Linked DNA regions of Homo sapiens: region 2 is linked to region 1. Evidence: read pairs that join two places in POLR2A ChIA-PET (ENCODE). Cell type or tissue: GM12878. All regions are shown on one strand.

Region 1 (4,000 bases):
CATACACACATATATACACACATACACACATATACACATACATATATACACACATACATACACACATACACACATAGGCATATACACATATATACACACATACACACATATACACACATATTTAATAAATACATATTTTCTGATAAGGTTTTCTCTTAACCTCGTGCAAAGTGTGTATATCTGTTGTAAGTGAATTAAGGTGGTAGATTTCGAGGTGAATGCTGAATGCCAGATAATAAAAGTGTTCATAATAGAAAATTTGGGGGAAAACACAGAAAAGCAAAAAGAAATCACTTGCCATCGGATCCCCCACCCCCAAGAACATGTTGAGGGATGTAGGAGATTGTATAAGTAATTGGGCATTTGAGGGAGCACATATTGGTTAGGATTCTTTTGGTTATAAGTGACAGAAATCCAATTCAAAAGACCTAGGTAAAATGGTGGCTTGATTATAAGGATCTGGGGTTGTCTGTCTCATGCACCCCAAGGGCAGAAATGTGGCCAGGGCTCAGAAACAGCAAGACAGGGGGACCTATGTTTTGTCAGGACACTCCTTCTCTAACTGTTTCTTCCTTTCTGCATTTGCCTCCTCCCCGCTCTACTTTTATGGATTGGCTGCTGGGGGGTCTCTGGCCCAGAGGGCCAGACACATGGGCCCACAGCTGCAACTACTAGGCATGCTGTCCTATCGTTTCTGCTGCTGGAAAGAGAAAGACTCCCTCAGTTCCAATTCCAGAATTACTGGGGAAGGAGAGAATTGTCCTGGCTTGGGTCAGATGTCCACCCTGGACCAATCAGCTGTGGCCAGGGGCCAGCCATATTGTGTATAATGGCTCTTCTCGTGACAACTGTGTGTGTGTGTGTGTGTGTGTGTGTGTGTGTGTGTGTGTGTGTGTAAAGTTTCCAGAAAAGCTGGAAACAAGGACAGAGAAAGTAGATACTGGCAGACAAAACAATATCTAGTACTGTATATGTTTTCCATATTTGTATAACTGAGATTAAACTGTATGTAAATGAATCTTGTTTTTAACTAAATGTTATGTCATTAGCATTTCCCTAGTCCCTAAAATCTTTGTAAATTGCATTTTGAATTATTGCATTGTATTCAATAATTTGGATTTACTTAGCAAATTCCCAGTTGTTAGATATTTAGGTTGTTTCTATTTTTTTTAAAATTGCATACTTAATGATGTTGAGGTGTTAAAAAATTTCAGCTATCATGAGTAATGCGATGGTAGAAGACAGTTTTCCTCATTTCATGCAAGAATTAGGTACATTATTGAGAATTAAAAAAAAAAAAGATATGGTCCCACAGTTCCTCATCCTATTTCAAAATTGATGCAAACCGTTCCTCCGATTTTGCCTCCTGCTCTGCTTCTCTTTCCCTTTCTATCCTTCTCTAACTGGAAATGGCAGTAGGAGTTGATGGTTGTGCAGTGCAGAGAGTGGGCAGACAGACAATTAGGGGGTCCCCTGGGGCTCCAGGTTTGCCTTGTCTCTGCCTATTTTCTTTCTGGAAATAGATCTAGGTAGAGTGAACCATACAAGTAAACCCTGCTACTTTGTAACAATCAACACCCCCAAAGTTAGGCATCTCAGGAATGAGGCTCTCTTCAGATGAAGCTGGAGGAAGTAGTGCGAGATAATACAGGACTGGAGACAATCAGGGAGAAGAAGAATGAGGTGGAGGGCTTGTGGTCGGGGGGACCTCAGCAAAGGTTGGCTTCTCAATCTGTGTAACATTCCTGACCACCTTGCACTGGGGACCAAGTAAGAGTCGCCAAACCACTAATCTGCCACATTCTCCTCTGGGAAGGTAAGTCTGGGAAGGCCCGTCTTGGGATGTTGGTGGTTTGCAACATCCTGTGACTTTTCCCAAGTTGGAGTTAAACATTTGCTCAGGCTGAAATGTGCTTTAAAGGCTCTGAGACTTCCTGAACGTGGGGGTCATTGGATGTTTTCTAGTGGAGAGCAAATTCCTGAATGCGATAACCTTTTCTCCTTAGCTGCAGGGAGTTTAGACTTTTTGAAGGAAGTTCCGTTGAAATTCACAAGAGAGGGAAGGAAAGTAAAAATCATGACCTACTCTGTGCTGCATGCTTCCCATCGATTTGATCTTTCTGAGGTCTGAACTGGGAGTACCCTAAACAGTTCTCTCTGTGTCAGATTCACTGGTCATTTAGAGCTGCTCTATTGTTTCAGGTGTTCTGTGTTTTGAGGAGAAGGTGCAGAATGTCCTTTGTCATTGTTTTTCTGCATTTTCTAACACTTTCTATTTGTGGAATACTATGGTTTTTATTAGATATTCCAGTTCCTTCTGTCCTGGAGTGGCTCCAACTGATGTTTTATCATCCTTATTTGTTTTGAATAATAATAAGTGAATAATAATACTAAATGCCATGACTCCAGGAGGTGGAACATTTCTCAAGCTGGAGCTGTATTTAATTTTGTTTTGGAAACTGCTAAAATCATTCAATACGACAAGGCTAAGAGGTGCTACATGTCTGATTGGGGGTGGGAAAATAGGAAATAAAAATATTCCTGCTCAGTTTGGGAGGAAGAGAACTGGCAGCTGAATATGTTTCTTACCTTCATGGGGAAGCCCTACCTCTGAGCTTGACAGCATCTTGACAAACCTTGAATAAATAGGAAAATCCTACACATTGGGACTTTAGTCCTAAAACTTGGCATTTGGGGATAACAATTTATACTTTGACACGATATAGGGAAGAAGGATTTGGCAAGTAAAGAATAATGCAAATAGCAGGAGCAAGGTTTAAGCCCCTTGAGAGACCTATTTCCCCAGCTCCTGTTAGGGCAGCTCTGAGGGCCCTCCACCCAGCAACCTTGCTTAATGGAGGCATTGCCATCTGAGGAACTGAGGTACGCTGTTGTAAGCTGATAATTGCAGTACCTACCAGACAACCACAACTGTGACTTTCTCCTAATTTAACTCTCCCTCTAAGTGTGAAACTGTAGTTAGTAAAATAAAAATAGAGTTCTAGAATAACTGGCTTTGTTCAAGGAATTATGCCATGTGACTTTGCCTTTTTGTTCTGTTTCCCCATCTGTAAAGAGGGGATGATAATGGGTCCTCCTTATGGGACTGGTGGGAGGATTAATTCAACTCATTGGTTAGAAAAATGCCTGGCATGAAGTGAGTGATCAATAAATACATTTAGTTATTTGTTTTGGGATGGTCATGTACATAGCCTTTGCTTGCTAAATTGCATTCGTGTTTTTCTCGTCTTGATATAAGCTTGTGCTCCCTGAGCAGAGGGCAGGGAAAGTGGGGAGAGAAAGTTTGGAAATGTGTTGAAAAGGAAAGAGGAAACTGATGTTTACTGAACCCAAACTATGTAGCAGGTACTGCCCCACCATTATTTTATTTAATAAATAAATGATGGATACACATATCCATATTTTATATATCCATATTTATTCATTCGTGAAATGAATGCGTGAGAATAAAGGCCAGAATATTTTGTTTCCTTTAGAGCTGAGAAGAAGTGAAGAATCCTGCCAAGCAAGAGCAGTATGTGCATAAGAGAACGAGGCCCTAGCCCAACATGCCCTTCCTCCGACATCCATCCAAGGCACACCTCACAGGTCACCTGCCATGTTCATTCTGGAGAAAACACAGCTTGGTGAGTGATTTATGCTGGGATCTGACAGAGATCCTAGGCCAGGCTACCCTAGACAGGGTGGCTCATCAAGAGAAGGCTGAGGGGGAGAGAGTTCCCTGCTAGGGTCCTAGGGGAGAAGTGTGGCAGTGGCCAACCCCCAGGTTCTCGGCAAGGGTTGGGTGGTTGTTTTCAGATGGTCCTATTGTTGTCTAACTTCAGGCAAGACCCTTGACCTTTCTGAGCCCTGCTTTCATTCTCTGTGAAATGGGAATGAGAACACCTACCTTACAGGACTGTTAAAGGCCTGGTACGTGTGGATCTTCAATTGTTATAGATTGAATTCTGTCTCTCCCAAATTCATATGATGAAGTCCT
Region 2 (4,000 bases), 120 kb before region 1:
GAGAAAAGGAAGAAGATTGAGGAATGCTTGCTCATCTTAGCATAATCCACTTTTTGGGCATCTTAGGTTAATGGAGGGAGAAGAAGTTATGAGAAAGGCTCATGAGTGCTTTTGAAAACACTTTCAGGATCATAAAATTACAGATTATAAGAGGCTGAAAGAATGTTAGAGGTCTGGCTGTTCTCATTTTCAGAGAAGCATAGTGATATACTCAGCCAAGCTCAAGCAGCAGCATAACCAGAGCCCTGGCAATACATCTGTTTGACTTAAGGACAAAAATCCAGGATTCTTTGATATCACCATCTCTTTTTGAGTTTTTGTGGGAATAAACTGAGAAATTGTTTTCTGAGGTAATAGTTTGTTTTTCTCTGATCATGTTTCTTAATGCCTGTAGTGTGCCACTACACTTGTGGAGAATAAGGATACTGTTTTACCAAGCCTAGAAATTGCAATTATAGAATGTAGCGGTAGGGAATGGGGCATGCCCAGAAACTTAACACCTTGTGTTTTATAGGAAAAATGTTTTGAAAATTGGCAAAAAAAAAAAGTGGTAGAATTTATCCTTTAAAATATTTTTCTAGGCCAGGCGTGGTGGCTCGTGCCTGTAATTCCAGCATTTTGTGAGACCAAGGCAGGAGAATTACTTGAGCCTAGGAGTTTGAGACCAGCCTGAACAACATGGTGAAATCCTCTGTCTACAAAAAATAGAAATAAAAAAATTAGCCAAGTGTGGTCCCATGCCTGTGGTCCTGGGACCCATGCCTGTGGTCCCAGCTACTTAGGAGGCTGAGATGGGAGGATTGCTTGAGCCCAGGAGGTCGAGGCTGCAGTGAGTCATCATCCTGCCACTGCACTCCAGCCTAGGTGACAGGATGAGAACCTTAAAAAAAAAAAAAAGGAAAAGAAAACAAAATGTTTTTCTACTTGTTTCTAGAGATTTTTCAAATTTGAGGTAGGAGTTAAAGGGGATTTCTCAAATTCACTGTGTTAGTCTTTTAAAATAGCCTCAGAGACTTACATGGTATTTCTTTTCATTCTCTACTTTTGATTTTAGGTACATATACCTGATGTTTATAGTAACTATCGTGTTGCTTTATATATAAATCAGTGTTGTTGGTTTATGCTTAGATTTTTTATATAGAGTTTGCAAGTAAAGTAGTTTTGATAGCCACACAACCTCAGGCTTCTTTTTGGCAATACAGTTTCAGTGTGTATCTTAAAATTTTTAATCTAAGAATTACTGATATTTAAGGATGTTAAAAGGGCAACCAAATAAAGTCCTTTGTTCTGATAATTGAAAGAATTTTTTTTCTGTTTTAACACCTATAAAGAAATTCTACAACTGCTTACCTTCACCTGTTCTAATATTTAAGCTTCCTAGCTGTTAGGAAGTTCTTCTTTATATCTTACCTAAATACAGCCTAAATGCAGAACTCTTTGTCGTAGCTTAGAGTCATGTATGAAAATCAAGGACAGTTGGTCATGTTACCAATTTCACATTAATTAATGAATCACTGCTTGATATAAAGTCATTTTGAACAGTTTCAAGCTGCATTGTTAAGGGGATGGATTTAAAAATTATTCAATGTCTTCTTTTCTGGTTTCCATGAAAAACCAATTTACCTTTTTACAGTTCTTATCCTTCTCTACTACTCCAGTCAGATTAAAGATGACATTCAGCCTAGCTGCCTTCATAGTTTCAAAAGCAGTTTTCCTTAGATGGGACCAGCAGTGTCTTTAGGCCTAAGTGTGTTAGAAAGCTGAACTAATCATATCTGAGAGGAGGCAAGAAAGAAAGTCAATGGGGAAGAAATGAAGCAGGCTGTCCGTGGAAGAGAGGAGATGAAGATCCAGGAAAGATGGAAAATGGGGAGTGAAAGAGGTAGACTGTGGTTGACAGCTTAGCTAAAGTGTCTCCAGCAGTTATCTCAGGTGCCACTTCGTGTCTTGGACTAGCTAGCAAGCCCACTGAGGAGTGGGAATGTAAGTAAGCTTTGCAGGGGTGTCCAATCTTGTGGCTTCCCTGGGCCACATTGAAAGAAGAATTGTCTTGGGCCACATAAAATACACTAACACTAACGATAGCTGATGAGCTAAAAAAAAAAAAAAGTCGCAAAAAAAATCTCATGATGTTTTAAGAAAGTTTACAAATTTGCATTGGGCTGCATTCAGCCCACAGGTTGTGGGTTGCACAGGCTTCCTCTAGGGGATTCTTAGGTCTCTTGCTGCTGTCTGTGTTGCCTCCCATTCAGATTGGGGCTCATCAGACACTGTGGCAATCCACATTTGGAGCAGTACATTGGTCATTATTTACCTGTTATGGACCCTGGCAGAAGATTACTTAGGGATTTCAAAGCAGCATAAAGCCTACTTCTTAGACTCTGCAGTTGAGCAAGTTCACAGAAACCAATACAGGAATCCACCTTGTCTGTCTTATGAAGTGCCTCTCAAATTTTTCTGCTTATGTACTTGACTGTAGAGGTGATACGAAATGAGTATCCCAGGGGACCAGTGAAATAAGATTCTGAGGTTTCTTTGAAGTCTTTTTATCTTGCAAATCCATGCAAATTTTACATTGTGTTCCATAATAGGTCTATTTATTTTAAAAAATAGTAATAGTAAAACAATACTCCATCCCCTCCCCACATACAAAAGTCTCTGAGGCTCAGGAATATGGACTGTGCTTATCTTGTGGCTTCAAGAACACACTCTCCCTCGGCCTCCCCACTAACACATTTCATCTGGGGTGCGTGTTCCCTGCAGTGCTGTGGAAAACAAACATAACATGTAGCTTTTGAGGATCTAGGCTACGTTGTTGGTGGCACTTTGGACCTTTTGCTGAATTTAAAAGGTACCTTTATAAGTATGTTAGCCATCGATTAGACAGACCCATCTGGGCAATCCTCTGCTCAGTTTTAACGAGGAACCTCATGAGCAGAGACTTAGAATGGGGCTTTAGTCTAGAGCTCCTTAGCACATGTTATTAGACCCTATAAACCATCTCATTAATTTTTACATCTCTAAGCTAACTGGATCAGATGTCCTGCTTCTTCCTGGGCACATAAATACAATATTCTCTCCCAAAGTCACCATACCCAAATAAGTTCTTCCATAAGGTTGCTTAGAGATTGTAAATAATTCATGTAAAGTATTAAACATGGTTTCTTACATGTAGTGAGCAGCCAGGAAATGGTAGCTGCTATTTTATTATTGCTGCTATCATTATTGCAATGTGTACCTACTGTGAACAAAGCAGCATTATAAATGGAAAGTAAAGCTGGTTGGTGGCACATTCAAAACTGATGGCTGACAGATAACTTTGGATCTTGAATTGTAAACAGGTAAAACTTTTTTTTTTTTTTTTTTTTTTTTTTTTTTTTTTTGAGATGGAGTCTTACTCTGTCGCCCAGGCTGGAGTCCAGTGGTGTGATCTTGGCTCACTGCAACCCTTGCTTCCTAAGTTCAAGTGATCCTCCTATCTCAGCCTCCCAAGTAGTTAGGACTACAGGTGCACACCACCACACCTGGCTAATTTTTGTATTTTTATTTTTTATTTTTTTTGAGATGGAGTCTCGCTCTGTTGCCCAGGCTGGAATGCCGTGGCATGATCTCAGCTCACTGCAACCTCTGCCTCCTGGGTTCAAGCAATTCCTCTGCCTCGGCCTCCCGAGTAGCTGGGACTACAGATGCGCGCCACTACGCTTGGCTAATTTTTTGTATTTTTAGTAGAGACGGGGTTTTACCGTGTTAGCCAGGATGGTCTCGATCTCCTGACCTCATGATCTGGCCTCCCAAGTGCTGGGATTACAGGCATGAGCCACCGCACTGGCCCATTTTTGTATTTTAGTAGAGATGCGGTTTCGCCATGTTGGCCAGGCTGGTCTCAAACTCCTGACTTCAGGTGATCCTTATAATACTAAGAAGTATACACTGCTTGTGATATGATTAAAGAAAATGGAGCAAATGAAATTCTTGAACAAAAAGATATTTAAGAAATAAA

What was found. ChIA-PET counts read pairs that join two places held together with the same protein. Peaks named below come from ENCODE experiments on the same cell type or tissue, not always from the same donor. Only the 100,000 strongest peaks of a DNase experiment are listed, where the experiment ranks them.
Region 2: POLR2A ChIA-PET joins it to region 1 with 5 read pairs; 2 of 35 experiments call an interaction of 5 or more read pairs at or near these places.

What each region holds. Positions count from the first base shown.
Region 1 is chr1:213,375,236-213,379,235 of GRCh38, forward strand. It overlaps a transcript of RPS6KC1 not described here. Among named protein-coding and RNA genes, the nearest start is that of RPS6KC1, 330 kb to the left of the region's middle. In GM12878, no CTCF peak of the experiment used is centred here; no DNase peak of the experiment used is centred here.
Region 2 is chr1:213,254,439-213,258,438 of GRCh38, forward strand. The region is part of intron 12 of RPS6KC1 (ribosomal protein S6 kinase C1); the gene reads left to right. Among named protein-coding and RNA genes, the nearest start is that of RPS6KC1, 210 kb to the left of the region's middle. In GM12878, no CTCF peak of the experiment used is centred here; a DNase peak (open chromatin) is centred at 2,333.